Linked DNA regions of Homo sapiens: region 1 is linked to region 2. A link is a loop called in an ENCODE intact Hi-C map of the cell type or tissue named here. Cell type or tissue: adrenal gland. All regions are shown on one strand. Links, peaks and the distances in the headings refer to the core of each region. The heading gives the core; the rest is flanking DNA.

Region 1 (8,727 bases), core at 82-8,081, 300 kb before region 2:
CCCAAGGCCCTGGCAATGTGGGCCCTGGCACCCTCCAATCCCTCAGGACTCATGGCTCACAGGGGCTGGGCTGGGCCCCTCGTGCTGCCATGCCCTTGGAGGTACTCCTGGCCCCAGCACCAGGTACTCTGTGGACCTCAGCAGCGTGGCCACCGCACTGCACGGTGAGTGCCAAGAGGCCTTTCCCAAGGGCACCCTGGGGGACAAGGCTGCACCACATCCCTGTCCAGGGAGCCCTGCAGGCTAGCCCCGGGCCACGCCCAACATCTTTGATCCTTGAAGCCACCCCATGGCTGGGCACTGGCATCAGTGAGCCCACTTTACAGAAGGAGAAATGAGCATGTCCCTGGGGCCTGAGGAAGTGCCACCTGGGGGCCACCTCCCACCCTGGGAAGGTGCCTGATCATGTGGTGAATGCTGGCAGGCACATCCCACCCACCCTGCTCGGCCCCTGGAGGACCCACTCACGGTGAAGGCAATGGCAGACGTGTAGACGGAGTACCAGTCGGATAAGGCAGAGAGGTTCTTCACAAAGTTAGTGACCGGCTTGGCACCGCGCTCTGGGGACAGAGCAGACCACAGTGGTCAGCACTGTGGGTAGGAGGCCGCTTAACCACGTCTCCCTGGAGAGTCGGTTCAGCTCAGAATCCCAGAGTCCCCACCGCCATGGGCCCCACCCACACTGAGCATCGTGGGCGCCACGCAGAGCCGCTGGTACTCACTGAGCCGTCTCATATTTTCAGTTAACCTAAGAGAGAAGGGGAGAGATGGGAGCCCAGGGTTAATGCACCCGCCGGCTCTGCAGTCCCCACTGCCCGGTTCCGTTGGCTCTGCAGGGGCCAGGGAGGACGTCTCAACAGCCTGGGACCCCTTGAGTGCACAGAATGGCCATGCACGGCGGCTCAGCACAGCAGGGTGCGCCGGGATGGCCCTCAGTGCCACTCCCCAAGTTAGGAAGGCAGGGGCGACTCGCCAATGAAATCGTCCCCTCATCTCCTGCCTGTGTCCCCAGAACAGAAGTCCTCAAGGGCAGGGCCTTTGCTGACCTAGCTCCCTCGGGACCCCCAGGGCCTATGGCAGCACCTGGCAGGGGAACCAAGGTTTACTGATGGGACTCAAGAGCCAAGGAAGGCCCCAGGCAGTGGGCTGAGCCCCATGAGTCCCCACACAACTGTCACAAGCCACAGCTGAGAGCAGTGCGCGCATGCAGCTCTGCTGCACCTAAGCGGGCCTCGCAAGCCCCTGCCAGGCACGGCCCCCAGAAGACCAGACACAGCGGAGCCTCCAGGAGCTCTCGGCAGCCTCACAGACAGCTTTGGCCCACGGTGATAAAGGATGGCCCACCCGCTGCAGCCTCAGCCCAGGGACCGGGGCCCCTAACGCACAGGCAGCCCCAGCTCGGCGAACCCCTACCTGCGGGCGCTCAGGGGTTCCTCTGTCTCCACAGTGTTCTCCTCGGGCTGGAACCGGAAGTCCTCCACGTACTCCCCAAACCGCTCGTAGAACCACTTCTGCAGGCGCGAGGACAGCCCCTGGCTCCGGCGCTCTGCAGGGGGCAGGGACCCGGTGAGGGCACGGCAGGGCTGCACTGCCTGTTCTGGGGTCGGCTCCGGGATCTCAGGGCAGGGAGGGGCCTCACTGCAAGGGCGCGGCCAGCAGAGGCACAAGGAATGCTCGGGGGTAGGTCAGGGAAATGAAGGGTCCCTGTACAAGGGACTTTGAAGGGCTCAGTCCTCTGAAGACACCAAGTGCAAACCAACCGGCACACAGCAGAGCTGCCCCAGCCATGACGACCTCAGTGCCGGGTCTCTCTGCTTTTCATCCCTGTCCCCAGCTCTCTGCCCGCCCTGGGCTCTCGTCAGCGGGCAGCCTGTCCATCCAGGCTGCTCGGCCCACCTCAGACGTCTGCATCAAACCCCCTTTCTACCTCCGGGTTGTCAGAAAGCAGATGGAGAGGTCACTGCCCCAGCCCTGCATATCCTGAGCATCAGCCAATGGATGGCGCAGCGGGAGGCTGTGTCCTGGGCTGGGGGTGCCTGGCGAGCGCAGCCAGCCCAGGGTGAGCGCACGGTGTTGTCGTGCTGATGACCAGCAATGTTTACCAAAAGCGAACACCTCTGGAAAGCAGCCTCCACGGCGGGAAACCGGAAGAATCCCTCGGAAGGGGGGCTCAGGGGTGCAAGCCAGTCCCTCCCTTCAGAAGGCCAGTGAGGAGCCGCCTGCAGCGGGTGCTGCCTCGCCAAAGTTTTGGGCCCTGGGACCAGAGGGCCTGTGGTCACCATACCCAGGGGGCTGCAGGCTCAGGGCAGAGGCTCAAGAGCCACAGGCCAAGGGGGCTGAGGTCTGTGTACCCCAAGGCCACCCGGGCAGGGAGGATGGGGCCAGGGCAGGCTCCTGCGGCTTCTTCCCGCCCCCAAGGCAGCCTGGCAGAGTTTTTAAGGGGAGGGTCCAGGTGAGATCGGCACACTCGTCCCAGCCGTAAGTGAACCGGCCCGGCTGTGTTCCCATGGACTTTATTTATGGACTGAAATTTCAGGTTTATATTACGTTCTCATGTCATGAAATGAAACCATTTAAATCTGTGAAGCCAGGCGGGGGCTGGAGTTTGCTGACCCCCAGGTACAGGGAACTATGCCGGCTGCCTGCAGGGCGTGGGGCAAGATAAAGAACAGGCACTCAGGGATGGAGGACGAGGAGAGAGATAAAAGGGCACATGAACCCCCAACTCCCCACTCACAGCCAACCATAGCCCCACTGCCCACTTGGTCCCCTTCGGGGAGGCACCAGGGCAGCGGCAGTGACCAGCGTGGCTCTCACATCACTGTTCCGTGGGGCAAGGCTGAAACAGAGTACGTGTGTATTCCCCAAAGAACACACAATCACGCTTTAGTTGAGTGACTGGAAATTTGTGATGACGACTATGATGACTCACCACTTCGCATCAGAGACACTAACCCAGTTCTGACGGGAGGAGATTCCCGGATGCCAGCAGGTGCCTGGGCACAGAACCAGCACCTGCCGCCTGCCCACCTGCTGGGGGAGGGGGTATCTGCTCCATTGTTAACCTGGGCCTACAGAACCAGCAGGTGACGCGCAGCCACCCACCCGCCCGCCTGCCTGTCCACCCGCCCACCAGGGTGTACCTGCTCCATTGCTGGCCTGGGCCTGCCCTTTTGGGGGCTGCTGAGCCATCTGCTCCTCGGTTCTTAAAAAGCAGGGAGAGAAGAGACAAGAGGTCTGTTAGTTCCAAACTCCATGCCCAGTCAGGCACCCCCGAGGGCTCTCGCGACCGTGTACTGCACAGGAGAGGTCAGGGACAGCAGGGCTCTCTCCAGAGTCTCCACTGCTGAAATGCTGGTTCCGAGCGTATCCAGGCAAGCACAGAGCTGCCTTCCTAACAGGCACACGTTTTGTTTTTAAACAACCAGCATCTTTCACCACTCTTTCCTTTCCTATTCATTTTAGCACACTTGCTTCTTTCAACATCATTAAACTCAGAATACTCTCATATCACCAACCCGTCTGCTAATGAAAAGATACTGATCAACACACATGTGTTTATCAGGCACCAAGCCAGGCCACAGGCTGGGTGCCACCTGTCAGCAGCCTGTACCCAGCTCCCAGCTCAGCCTACTCCAGCGACCTGCCTGGACTGGGCAGGGGCACTAGACGGCCACTAGGGTCTGCTTCCGTCCCACACCCAGCCCCTCCAGCCAAGGCCTGTGAGCAGGTGCAGCACAGAACCGGGCCAAGTGCTGTGTGGTCGCCCCTAACCTTCCTAACTCTTGGGAAGCGGGAGTGGGGAGGGAGGAAGCTGGGGGAGGAGTAAACCCTGAGAAGAGAACAGAGGGCGGAGCACAGGGCACACAGGGCACGGCCAGGTAAGCAGCGGGCAGGAAGCAGACAGTGAGGTTTTCAGGGGACTTTGGATCCACAATGGAGAGAATCTCTGCCTACTGACAAGTAGCCTTAAACCAAGGTGACTTTCTGAGAATTTTCTTAAAAACCAAAATAGAGGTTTGCATAAACAGAACTGCTGTGCTTTAATCCTGCAGCTTCAGAGTGTGTGGTATGTGTGTGTGCAGTGTGTGCGCACATGTGTCTGCATGTTTGTGTGTGCCCTCACACACCTACCCACCCTGGACAGACCACAGCCACCCAGACCCACCCCAGATCTGCACCAGGACGACAAGGAAAGAGGAGGTCACTCTGCCTGGGACTGCTCTTCCTTCACCCCTCCTCCTTCAGGCTTCCAGAAGGTTCCTAAGCGCCGCCCCCATGTAAAGCAGGGGAGAGCCCTTAATGCTCCCAGGACCTTCAGCTTCCACTTCCTGGGTCACAGCCTGGATGTTCCTTCACTGCCCATTCCCCACCCATTCCCAAGGCAGAGACTGTGCGAGATGGGGCTCCCTGCGTTCTTACAGCTGACCCGGGCTGGGCACACCTGCCACCAAGGGGCTTTGGTAAAAGATGAGGACCAGATCCTGGAGTGGGGCTGGCGGGAGTGAGAGGATGGGAAACAGAACACAGGGAGCAGGGCCACGGGGACAGCCTCAGGCCACCTTAGCCACCGGGGGAGAAGCAGCGTCCCGTGGCGGGGATGGCACTGTGGCCAAATGCCTGGGGACCGCACCTGTCCCTGGGATCTCCCAGCGTGGCAGGTCAGGTCTCTGTTGCAACTCTACATAATTAAATGTAATTTAAGCTTTGAGCTTCTGTGGATTTTCCCAGAAGGTTCAGCATCAGGTAAAGCGCCTGCCGAGGCCCATGCACCCATTTCTGGTCTGGGAGGTTCTGCCAGGGCGGAATAGGAAAGTGAGGCCTCTCCCTCCCCCACACCAGCTGGATGCCCCCACATGAGCCCCCACATGAGCCCCCCAGGGCACTCCACAAGGTCATGCTGACCTGCAGGAGGCGGGCAAGGAAGAAGTGGGAGTCAGCCCAGCGGATCCCCCGTCTTCCCACACACTAAACCTGAGGGTGCTGAAGGGAGCCGCTTCCTCAGGGCCAGCTAAGCAGCGACACTTGGAGTCCTGACAATGACACACGGCCCCCGGAGCGCTCATAGCAGGCAGTGCTCAGCTGGGGTGTCCCAGAGATGCCGTGTGCCTCCCTAACTGGTGACAGCCATCCATGCAGGTCATGGGGGCCACAGACAAAGGTGTGGCCAATGGTGGTGGGAGGCTGAGGTGGGAGACCTGGAGGGAGGCTAAGTGGAGGCTGGAGGGAGGCTGAGTGGAACCTGAGTGGGGAGGCTGAGGGAGTGGAGTCTGAGGACGGAGGCTGAAGATGATGCTGGGGGGAGGCTGGGCAGAAACTGAGGGTGGAGACTGAGGGGGGAGGCTGAGGGAGTGGAGGCTGAGAGGGAGGCCGAAGCAGGAGGCTGCTGGAGTGGAGGCTGAGAGGGAGGCCGAAGCAGGAGGTTGCTGGAGTGGAGGCTGAGCGGGAGGCCTGGGAGCCAGAGGTGAGTGGCCTGAGCTCCCTGGCCTCATGTACCAGGCACCAGTTTGAACTTGTGCAGAGGGACACGGAGCCTCGTGGTGTTAGCGAGACAGGAGGGCACTGGCTTTGTAACTTGCGCTGGGGTCCTGAATGACCTGCTTCCTGCTGGCGGCACTGTGAGGCGCAGGGCAGGGTGAGGGAGGAGACTGTGAGCACTCAGGGTCCCACATGGGACCCACAAACAAGAGCAAAGATGTCAGGTGCAGACATGCCTCTCTAGGAGCCAGGGCGGCACTGGCGCCCAGGACATGATACTGCTAGGATGGGGGCAGGGGGGCGGGGGCCACAGCGTGGCTGGGGCAGACAGGGGGCATGGGAACACGCACAGGCAGCACTGGGAAGGCAGGTCCTGGGAAGATCCTAAGAGGCCGGGCTGGCCCCCGGGGTGGGGCACTGGGTGGATGTACAGAATGGGGTCACCAGCAGGCCGGGATCAGAGCCATGAGGTGGCTCTGGGGCTCTGCAGGCCCCATGCCAAGCCTCTCTTCAGTTGGCCTGGCCCCAGGCCTGGGGGCTGGCAGGAGCACCTGTGCACCCTTTTCCAGACCGCCAGAGGCACAGGAAGATGACACATTCCCAAGACCACAGCTCATGCAGGCACAGGCAGGACCTATACCTGGGCAGTCAGAGCCGGGCCCACCCTCACACTCAGGCCTCTCCAGGGCCAAGAATGATGCTGCCAAGACGCTATGGGTGCAGCAGAGGACGGCGGGGCGGGTGGGGTGGGGGGTTGGGGCAGCCGCACACAGGCCAGGGCCCCGAGGAAGGCGCGGTACCTGGCCTTCAGCACCTCCTGCACCTTCTGCTCCAGCTCCATCCGCCGCTGCCGCTCGCGGTCCAGCTCCTGCCGCAGCATCTCCGCGTTGGTTTCTTCTCGCAGCTTCCGGAGCTCCTCCTCTATGGGGGAGAGAACGGCCAGGTGACCATCGCTCATGTCCACGCGACCCCGACTCTGGGATGCTGGGGCAGGGGTGCCTGACTCAGAAACAGCAGAGGGGTCTCTGCTCCGTAAGCGGACCTGAGCACCTGACCTTCCTCCAGGGTGCGGGGCGCTCACAGCAGGACATGAACTGGTCCCCATCCAGCCCTTCCTCCTGGGCAGGAGCTAGTAACGGGGCTCCTCTTACATGACTGGGGCAAGAGGTGGGTGAAGCAAGGGTGTGAATTTCCTCACTATGCTTCATAACAGTGCAACACAGAACACAAAAGCCATTTCACCAAGCACCGCCACGCTGAGGACACCTGCGGAAAGGACGCTGACCACACCTGGCCAGCCCACCACACCCACCCAGCGCCTCCATGTGCTGGGTGAGGTTCTGGGACGCGTCGGCAGCAGAGCAAAGGCCCTGGGCCAGCGGGGACAGCCCACAGCTCAAGCTGGCCAGGGGGCCTGAGAAGAGCACGGGGCAGGCTGGACACAGGGCTGCTCTGGGAAAGCCTCGGGAGAAGGTGAGTTCTGAGTCAAGGCCTGGAGGGAACACAGCGAGGCCACAGACCCTGGGAAAGAGCATCCAGGCAGAGGGAGGAGGCAGGGTCAGAGGTCAGAGGTCGGAGAGACTGGAAGACTGAGGATGGAAGGGGCCAGGAGCCAGGGAGTGCAGGCAGCCTCTGGCAGTCAGGACACTTCTACCACTTAAAGACAGGAGAGACGGGGACCCGGCCTCTCTCCCGCTTCCTCTGCCCCATCCCTGCCTCTTCCTCCTAAAACCAACACCGCTGGGTCACCTAAGGGCAAGCCTGAGGCCCTTGCTTCTCCCCCACTGCCCTCCCAGGGCCTGGCACAGGCTCCACGCATGAAGAACAAGAGCAACAGACCGATGAGAGCAGAGAGCTGGCACCTGTGAACGCCCACAGGTCCTCGGTCCTTCTCAGAGGCCTGGGCCACTGACAAGACCCTGCCCAGGCGCTCCCCACCCCAGCCCATCCACCCTCCTCTGTGTGGTGTCCCCTGCCCAGCCCAACCCTGTCTCCTTGACAGGCTCAGGCAGGTGGCCCCAGGGCCAAGGTCACGGTTAAGTTCAGGTGGAACAATGCTGGTTTACGGGGCAGCAGTGGCTTGCAGAACCCAGCTGAGGGTCACCTAAGTGCTGTCTCTCCCCAGAAGGCTGCCTGGCTGTGGCCTATGGTGGCTGAGGGCTGGCTGTGGCCCATGGTGGCTGAGGGCTGGCTGTGGCCTATGGTGGCTGAGGGTCCAGATCAGTCAGCCTCGACTTCAACTGCACAGACCACACTGACCATGGGGCGGACACGCTGAGACCTTATAAAATGGCAATGGCAGCAGGAGAAGAGCGTTTGCTGGAGTCCCAGGAGATATTCCTGAGACAAAGGAACGTGGCTGATGAATTCACCCAGGTTCTTGGGCAGGGCCAGCAGCCAGACCCCACCAGCGTGAGGCAGGAACCCTTGGGGGTCTGGCCAGCAGCCCAAGGCTGAAGGCAGGCTTCTAAGCCTGGAAGTTTCTTTCTGGGTAGGGTGGGAGTGACCCCAGTAGCTTCCTTTCCTGTCCTGGACACCTCACCACATGACTTGGGGCCACAGGGCCATACCTAAGACTCCAAAACTGGGGCCAAGGGCAGTATGACAGCCTCAGGCCCCAGTCCCAGCCAATGTCCAGGAGTAGCCGTACAGAAACAGCAGGGGGCCGTGCCCAGGCAGGGAGCAGCCGCGGGTGGACTAGGGTCAGTAAACCCAGAAGCCAAAGGTCAGCACACCTTCCTGCCCGGCAGCCACAGGCTCACGGTACCCAAAAGGGAAGAGACAGGCACCTGCATCTCACCAGCCCCACTCCCACTGGGGGTGCTGGATGCTGTTACTCGCTGTTACTAACCAGAGAGAAAATATTCGAATTTACCAAGGGCCAGGATCCACTTGCCCAGTGTGGGTGCTGGAGCTCTGCCCTGCTCCCCGGCCCGCTGGGATCGGCCCTTCTCCAAGCATGGTTTCAGTGTCCTTCAGCATCCTGGACTCCCGAGAGCCCCCCAGGGCAGCTGAGCTGGCCTGGAGAAGACCCTCCCCGTGGAGGCTGGGGTGGGGGGCACTGGGCCTGTCCCTGCGGGCTGCCCAGTCTCATCAGGCTGGTTCCCTCCAGAGCTCCCCCTCCCCGCCCCGCCTCCGTTCTGGGGAGAAGCGTCTGGCCCTGGCACGGCTACTTTTCTCCGCGGACGGAGGTCCCCGACCCGCTGACATGGCCAGGCAGAGCGTTAGCTGAAGCCGGTGCCTCCCCAG
Region 2 (8,727 bases), core at 236-8,235:
GGTTCTGACCACTGGTTCTGTCTCTCTTTCCACGAGCAGCAGGTCCACCACCAGGTCAGCCCTTGGCCTTGGCTGTGCTGTTTTGGGTCGTTGCCTGCACTCACAGGTGGGGTGGGCAGGGACGTGTGTCAGCACATGTAGAGAATCTGGGGGTCTGCTTCTCCAGCACTCTCCTTGCTGGAATTTGCCTTGCATTTTCTCACTTCTGGGGTCCCTTTTCTTGGTTTCTCTGTCCAGAAAGATGGGTTTCTCCCAGAGCTCTAGCCACCTGCACTGTCTCACGCTTCCACCCTTAAGGAAACAGGGCTCACCCTTAAGGAAAAGTAGTGACAGCAAAGAGAGAAAAATGGGAACCCCAACCCTCTCTAGTCCACAGTGCCCCCGTTTCCCAGGCCTCTCTGGAGTTGTTGCCCTGGTGCTGGCTGCACAGGACCACAGATTAGGGCCACCCCCGGGTCAAATCTGAGAGAGGAAAAACCACCCATGTGCCTGAGGTCATTTTTCAAGTTGTTGCTTTCTCCTCAGTTCACCTGCTAACGTTTACATCCTAGAATGCTCAGTGGCTAACATGATAGAATATTTCTACCTCAACCCCAAAGCCATGATTAGCAGGAAAATACTAGAAGCATCTGAGAGAGAGAAAGCAGTCCAGGTAGCCCGGAGCAGGCCTGTCCATCAGCCAGGCCAGGATGTCCATGTGAGGACCACGAAGTGCTCCGCAGAGCATCCGCAGCAGACCGTGACGGGTGAGGGCTGAACGAGCCCCTCTGTGATCCTGCCTGAACAGATGACAGCACAAACACCGGCCAAGCCACAGGGCGTCGACTCCCCCGGCCCAGGTGACAGGGGTGACCGCAGCTGCTTCAGTCACAGCTTCAGCCTCGCCTTGGGCTCCTCAGCCTGGAGGCAAGGCTTGTTAAGACCCCCAGGAGGGTCAGGCAGTGGTCCATGTCTGTAATCCCAACAGTGGCTGGCTGAGGCGGGAGTTCCAGACCAGACTGGGCAACACAGCAGGACTCCATCTCTACAGTTTTTAAAACTTAGCACAGTGGATCATGCCTGTAGTCCCAGTGCTTTGGGAGGCTGAGGCAAGATCGCTTGAGGCCAGGAGCTCAAGACCAGCCTAGACAACATAGCAAGACTGTTTCTAAAACAAAATTAAAGTTAGCTGGGTGTGGTGGTGTATGCCTGTTGTCCCAGCTACTTGGGAGGTCAAGGCTGCAGTGAGCTGTGATCACACCACTGCGCTCCAGCCTGGGTAACAGAGCAAGACCCTGTCTCTTGAAAAGAAAAAAAAAGAAACCTCCCCAAGAAGGAAGGGGCTTGGGCCCAGGCAAGGCTCCGGCACAGGGCAACATGGGAGCCAGAGACTGGGGAGAAGGCAGGCTCAGGGTGTTTGAAACCAGCTCAGGGCCTCGGGAAGGAGCCTCCCAGGTGTGAGGTGAGGGGGCATCATCCTAGGACCCATGTATCACTGAGATTATCCGGGAACAACGTAGGGGGAGAGGAGAGCGAGGGCTTTGCTTTCATTTGTATCACAAGCAGGGAGTAGGTGTAGGTGTACAGGCACCCAGCTCTTGGCCTGGAAAATGTTCCCCCATCGTCTTCATGGATAGGTGTGGCAAGGGGCTAAGGCCAGGCCACTGGGGGTACCCTTGCAGGCAGAAGGGGCTACCTAGCTACCTGTGCTCCTGGAGGCCCCCAGGTCTTCAAGAAGTCATCTGAGGGGCACAGCCTCTGGAGTGTGCCAGCCTTGGGTGCTGGGGAGGGTAGGAAAGAGGCCAGAAGAGCAGCCTGGAGACTTGGTCCCCTGGCCAACAGTTTCTGCTGAATCTCTGAGACATCGCACCAAAGCCCTCCAGAGTTGGCCAGTGGCCTTGTAGGGGGCAGGGCAGGCCATTGTGCCTGCTAGAGAGGGGAGCCCTGCCAGTCAGGAAGCTGTCACCATGGAGCCTGGGGGCTCAAGGGGGCAGAGGCAGGTTTGTGTCCCCGCTTCCTCCACTGGCCGATGCACAGGCCCTGAGGCTGGCAGGACGGTGGAGCCCGCTGGAGGTTGGAGCGGGGGCAGCCTTAGCGCTGCTGGCCTGGTGCCCACACCACCTTCTGCCTGGCTGCCCCACCTCCCACCTACTCATGTTTCTGTGACCTGGGAGGGTTCACCTAGGGCAGAGCAGTAGGCACCACAAGGGCTCTCCCACCCTCAGTTCCCAGGCTGGAGGCCCGACCACAGCCATAAATCAGGGAACCCCTGAGCCCAGGGAGGCTCCGTGCTGGGCTGAGCTGGCAGAACAAACGCGGCGCTTTAGCTCGGCCTCCATGCCCAGCTGGGCCGAGGATCCCCAGGGGCCTGTCTGGTCCCACTGGCCAGCGCTCTGCCTGCCTGGTAGAGCTGGGGCTTGCCCCTGGCCAGGGCAGCACTGACCCCACACCCCCCACCTCCCCACCCCAGCCCAGCAAGGGCCACGGCTCCACCTTAGGCCCCGTTTCCTCACCTGGCCTGCGGGGTTCTGGCCCACTCCTCACCCTCAGGACACTCCCTGCTGCGTGGGGGCCTAGGCTAGAAGGAAGGGTGCCCCAGGTCAGGGGACACCCAGTGGGGAGATGGGAGGAGGGGTCAGGATGGACAGTGGGCCCCATGGCAGCCCCCACCCTGACGCACCAGCAAGAACTCAGGGCATCTGGGCAAGGCCCTCTGCGCACCACCTGGCTGCCTCTGGAACCTTCCCACCCAGAGAAGGGGAATGCACCTCTGGTCCCCGCAGGAACCTGTCTTGAGGCACCAACAACACGCTACGAAGGACTCAAGCCCAGCAAGAGGAAGAGAGCCAAGGACACAGGTCAGCATCGCAGGCACCTACTCTGGAGTCCAGGAGCAGGGATACGGGGGCAGAGGATGGAGCAGCTGGGACCTCAGGGAGAGGTACGCAGGTTGCCATGGCTGCGTCTGCAGTCCACCTGCCTTTCCACGCCAGGGAGTCAGTGATGTGGAGCCCCCTGGGCCCCAGTGGAAGCAGCGATCAGACTATGTGTCCTTGAAATAATGTTTATTCCACGCTGTCCCGACAGCCCCCTCTGCAGGTCCCCTCGGTGTACTCTGAGGTGGGAAACCCTCCCTGGGGGCGGTGAAGGGGAACTCGGGCCACCCCACCAGCCAGCAGATGCTCCAGCAGCCAGAGCCCCAGCCTGGAGCTGAGGCTCTTCCTGGGGCTCGCCGGGCCCCTGCAGGCTTTTCGGACCCTCAGCCAGCCCGGCTTCCTCTGCTTTGGGCAGCAGCAAGCTGGCCCTTGGGCACCTGGACTGCTCACCAGCCGCCCAGCCATGGGTCCTGCTCTCCAGGTTCCTTCTAGCAGATCCATCTCTGTCAGAGCAAGGGACTCAGGCCTGGACCATCTTCTGGGCTGTCACTGGGGCTCTCAGTGGCCATCCCAGCTCTGCGCTGGCCCTTCTGGAGCGTGTAGGCAGACGGCCCCAGCCGCAGGATCTTCCCGCTGCCCAGGCACTCGTCCCCCTTGTAGAACACAGCAAACTGTAGGGGAGAGACCCTGGCATCAGGGGTGCCACAGGGAGCCAGCCGAGGGCAGGCAGGGGCAGAGTGCTCCCCTATGGGGCCTGGCCTGTGCTCGGAGCACCAGGCACTGAGCTCCCAGGGGAGCAGGGTTTTGCTGCTGCTGCTGCTGCTGAACAGGAGAGGAGAGGCCTGGGGCACCCAGTGGCTTCACTAGGGAGGGTCTTCAGGGTACCTCTCCCTGAGTGGGACAGTCACAGGGGCCTCTCCTGGGACTCCAAGGGACTGGCAGGTCTCTGCACCCCTTGGGAATGTGGAGCTGTGACAGGAAGGAGCATGGTGGCAGCCAGAGGATGCTTCCGCTTCCCTCACCCCAGGTTCCCTCCCACCACCTGCCCCTGGAGATTCCTCAGGCCTACACCCACCAGGCGCCCACCCTGGGAGCTCCTGCACACTCGGCCCACAGGGGCCCCGACCCTCTGCCTCTTTGAGCACTGTCCTCATGCCCCTTCCATTTTCTGTCCTCGCTTCTGGGGCCCGGGCAGCAGCTGAGCCTCTCAGGGCCCGAGCAGGAACTGGCTGGTTGGTGACACCAGAGTGGAAATCCTCTCACAGTTGTCACTGTGGGAGGAGCCCCCAGGGCAGGGCTGGTGGCACTCTGCCCTCACCAGCTGTGTGACCCGAGCACACCCTACTCCTGGGCCTCAGCCCCTTCCTCTGTAACCCGGGTGCCCTGGCAGGGTGCAGAGCAGTACAGTCCTCCCCGGGCTCACCCCCACACCCCACGCACCTGTCCTGTGGCAAGGGCACGCACAGCCTGCACAGCTGTCACCCACACGGTGCCATCTTGATTGAGGGTCAGCACACAGGGCACTGGGTAGAAGAGAGGGGCCCTTGGAGGGGGCACAGGCCTTTCCTGGTCGACCTCAGGCCCCCAGGGAGAAAGGAGCACCAGCCCACGGGGTCAAAAACCCCTGCTTAGAGGGGAAGGGCAGGGCACCAGCCTGGGCCCTGGACGCAGCAGGACACTGCGGGGCAGTGTACACACTTGCTTCAGCCCAACACGCCGGGGCCTGCCTGCATCTGCTCCCAGCACCCCCAGGCCTCGCTCAGGGCAGGCACAGGACACGGGAGTTCTAAATACTTTAGGTAATCTCCAAATGATCTCCACAACGGGACTTTCCTACCCCAGGGTCTCCCATCCCTGGCCCAAATCTGGCCTCAGGAAGCTCAGCTTCAAGGGGCCCGTCCTCAGGAGCCCTCCCGTCAGTCACCTAGTGCCATCTGGTGGCGGAATCGGAAGTGGCACTCCATCATCTTGTCCCGGACCAGTGCTGCGGGAGGCTCCTCCGCAATCCAGTGCACGCGGCTGGTCCTCAGCAGGTCCCTGTACAGGGCTGGGTGGTCTGTCCGGGGGGCCTGCAGAATGGAATGTGAAGGTGGGGACGCCGAGGGGCACCTGGCCCCAAGGCCGGCCTCAGTGTGGTCCCTGGGAACAACTGTCCTACCAGCACACACACACACAGGTAACGGTGCTGGCACCGCTCGAAGTGTTCTACCCACAGAAATTCATCTCATCACCCGCCGGGCCTTTGAATCCCCATTTTACAGATGAGGAGACTAAGGCCCAGGAAGGAAGTACCATGTCAGAGTGGGCAAGAGGCAGGGGTGAGATCCGAGCCCATGACAGTGAATGCTGCAGGTTCAAGTCTGACTCAGGCCCTCTACCTGCAACCACCTGTGGGGCAGCAGCACGGCCCCCCTCGAGGACTGGTTTTTCTATTCGCAGGGACAGGGGCCAGCCACACCACGGGCTCTTCTCTCAAGGCCACCCCAGGAATTCCTCCACACACCAAATGGCTGAGGAGAAAGGAGGGACTGGTAGCTGCTGGCTTCCCACAGGTGCCCCAGGACTGGCCCTGGTCTGGGGGGCCCCAGATACCCTAGGTTGGTTCTGAGGCCCCTGCTCCCTGTCACCCACCCATGGCCTCGGGCCATTGAGACCTGGCACCTCCTGGGATTGTGCCAAGCCCCGCCCCTGAAGCAGGACGAGGAGCATGAAGTTAAGGGCTTTGGGTTCTAAGCAGGCACCAAGACCCGTCCAGGGACAGGAGGCCGTTGGTTAACCCTTCTGGTCTTCTCACAGCAAACTGAAATCTAGATCATTTAATTCATTCGCAGCCAGGCTTTTCTCCCCACAGGTCTTCCTAGTAAGGAGATGTCCTGGAATCGGTGGGTGGGGCCTGCTGGCCCCCGCCTCCGTCTAAGAGAAGGCGCCCCAGCATTCGTGCCAGAACATGAGCCGGCAGCCAGGGTGCTGAGAGTGGGCCTTCTCAGCTCCACGCGCCAAGGTGGAGGCCGGGTCACTCAGGGAAGAGGCTGTGCTGAACACGGCAAGCAGCATCCCCGGCCTGACCCACAGATGCAGCAGCACCCGCGTCCTTGCTTTTCCACCCAAGCTGTGACAACCAAAAATGCCTCTAGACACTGGCAAGGTCCCCTGAAGGTGGGGTGAGCTTGCCGCCACTGAGCGGCCCTGCTTTGAGGCCAGGGTCACAGTGGTAAGGTCCCCACTGTGGTGGAAGGCTTGGTTTGATCCTGGCTTGGCCATCTGCACCTGCCTGACAACAACTCACTGGATCCTACCATGGTGGGCACCATCCTTGGCACTGAGGCCATGCCCTCTCCACCGGATGAGCCACCCAAGCTCTGGGCGTCGCTGTCCTCTTTCATAAAATTGGAGAAACTGTATCTGTGTATCGGGGTTCAGGGATGATTAAGAGACCAGCATACAACTCAGCCTAATGAATACCTTAAAACTCTCCTGCCACCATGGCCAGTCCCAGGAAAGGCAGGGGACCAAGGACAGGAACAGAGTTAGTCACAGCCTCCAGGAAGCCACGGCTGCTGGAGGCCTTCTCAAGCCCTGGTCTGGAAGCACTGCTGGCCCTGCCAGAACCAGCCCCAGTGCTGTCTCAGAGGCCGGCCCACTCACCACAAACACGTCACCCTTGACGCTGTCCTTCTCCACCACGTACCAGGGCTCTCTCAGGCCACCTATGTTTGCTCTCTGGCCCAAGGTATACAGGAACCAACCTACAGAAAGACAGTTTCTCCATGAGGCTGGGCAACAAGTTACAGCCCACATGTCACGCCTCATCATGAAGGCAGATGCTGGGAGGGCAGCCCAGAGCAGGCCCAGCAATGGTGTAACTCACTAGGAAGATACGATTCTCCAACCACCAAAGCCAGCCCTGACCAAGCACCTGAGCACATCTCATCATTGTCCAGGCCTGGGCTGGACATGGGGTGTGGTGGCCACAAAGAAGGCACCTTGTGCCCCAGAAGGTGCAGGTTCCAGCTGTAGGAGCCCCTGACCCTAGGCCCAGGATGCGGCTGGGTGCCCTGTGTGACGCCAGGGGCCCTTCTTGCTGAGCCCATGACATAGCTGCACGTCTTCACAGTGTCCATCTAATGCAGTAACTGCATCAGGGCTACCCCCAGCTGCTCTGCGCACCCTCACAATGTCACACAGCAGATGGCAAACTCACTGCCTCCCTCCCCTGCAGTGGGGCACACAGGCAGAGAGAACCTCATGGGATTTACCACGTGGCCTGGGCCGGCAGCCTTCTTCAGTGAAGTGAACTGCAGGTGGAAGCCATGAGTCATCCAACTGGCTCCTGCTGGGGCCAGGGCTGGCAGATACATGGGCAATCCTGTCTGGCAGTTCTGTCCCAAGCAAAGCTGTCACCTCCACCTGTCTCAGGAATGCCTAGCCCCGGCTCCGCCTGCCGTCTCCCCTCCACAAGAGGTGGAAGATCTCCAAGTGCAATTCACTGCAAGACGCCCTACACCTGAGCTGCAGCCTGGCTCTCCTGGCCAGTCCCACAGCTCAGGTCTGTGCTGTGTCAAGACCTGCCTGATCATCACGCCGGCAGGCACATCCCCGCCACTGTACTAACCCAACAATGGCTGCACTCTGTCCCCACAGCAGGACTGCACACTGTGACTGACTCGGAGCCTGTCCCCTGACACCAGGCACAGCACAGGCTCACGCAGGCCTCACCGCAGTAAGGGTCTGCACATGAGCGAGCAGCACTCTGGCCAGCGCGGACGCCTGATCCCATCGCTGCATGTGGTCCTTAATCATTCACACCATGCCGGGACGTCCACCTTACTCCCTGAATCAGAGTGGAGTTTTGTGTAGTTTAACATTTTCCTTACACAGGAAGGAAATCATTCTTTTTACAGGGACTTGATACGTAACTCACAGAGTATAGTCCTTCCAAGTCAGAGGCGCGCTTTTCATGAACTCCAGCATCTCAGCTGAGGCCACATCTGGAAGTGCACCCAGCCACCATCAAGGCAACTGTTCCACCCTAGGCCGTGCCCGCCCCCGGCCGCCCCACAGAGCCTTCTACAATTCTCCAGCCAAGTGGAAGGGACGACAGGAACTCTGGTCTAGTCTCCCAGAGCTGAAACGCCACAGCTCTAGGCATTTCAGATGACAAGTGGCAGAGTCTGCACCTCACCTTTATGTGTTCCCAGAACCTTATTGTCTTCTATGGAAATAAAGTGACCAGGTCGAGGCTGCAGATACTGGAAAACAAACATGTCATTACCGACGGAGATCTAGGCCCAGGGCAGACACGCAGCCCCATCTCTTTGTGTCAAAGAGCAGCACGCACCTGAAGAAGGAAATGTTCAAAATTCCTCTTCCCGATGAAACACATGCCCATGCTCTGAAATGAGAAGACGGCAGCCGTGAGAGGAGCAGAAGTGGCGGTGGCCCAAGCTGTACCCAGACGTCCTGAGCGGGCCCTGGGGCCTCCCGGCCTCACCCCACACTTTGCTTCCAGGGTAGGGGCCCGGCTGCCCACCGGCACCCTCGGCCGCCAGTCACAGCCGGCGCACACGATGCCAGAGCCTTAGAGAACGCCTCATTGTCTCGGCCCGCGGGGTCTGACCCTGCGCGGGAGACCCTCACACCAGCTGCCCCGGGGAAGAAAGCAGAACCCGGTCAGGTCCTTCAGGCCACTGTCCTGCGAGGAGTGGGGGAGAGACAGGGACCAGAGAAGGGGCAGGTAGCAGGAAAGCCAGGCCTGAAGCTAAGGCCTTAGGGGAGGGCTCCAGGGGAGTCAGAGGAGAGAGGCGCCTTCCTCAAGCACATCTGCCCTAGCTGGGGAGCCTGGGTGGCGTGCGCTCTCCACCGTGGCCCCATC

The links. Hi-C counts contacts between places; a loop is a spot of excess contacts. Peaks named below come from ENCODE experiments on the same cell type or tissue, not always from the same donor. Only the 100,000 strongest peaks of a DNase experiment are listed, where the experiment ranks them.
Region 1: it touches region 2 in a loop (2.3-fold over the local background); 2 of 110 quality-filtered maps call a loop at or near these places.

What each region holds. Positions count from the first base shown.
Region 1 is chr22:46,655,859-46,664,585 of GRCh38, reverse strand. GRAMD4 (GRAM domain containing 4) reads right to left here. Exons shown (of 19, transcript NM_015124.5): 4 at 6,279-6,399; 5 at 3,144-3,205; 6 at 1,414-1,546; 7 at 723-748; 8 at 469-560. Among named protein-coding and RNA genes, the nearest start is that of GRAMD4, 40 kb to the right of the region's middle. RefSeq lists an enhancer at 2,145-2,728. In adrenal gland, for the core only: no CTCF peak of the experiment used is centred there; DNase peaks (open chromatin) are centred at 2,845, 3,235 and 3,615; H3K27ac peaks cover 2,157 bases.
Region 2 is chr22:46,351,641-46,360,367 of GRCh38, reverse strand. TRMU (tRNA mitochondrial 2-thiouridylase) reads right to left here. Exons shown (of 11, transcript NM_018006.5): 6 at 8,194-8,247; 7 at 8,038-8,104; 8 at 6,501-6,601; 9 at 4,780-4,924; 10 at 4,296-4,378; 11 at 3,028-3,526. The coding sequence ends at 3,362. Among named protein-coding and RNA genes, the nearest start is that of TRMU, 20 kb to the right of the region's middle. In adrenal gland, for the core only: CTCF peaks have their summits at 4,603 and 4,810 (motif pointing left); a DNase peak (open chromatin) is centred at 4,797; H3K27ac peaks cover 1,875 bases.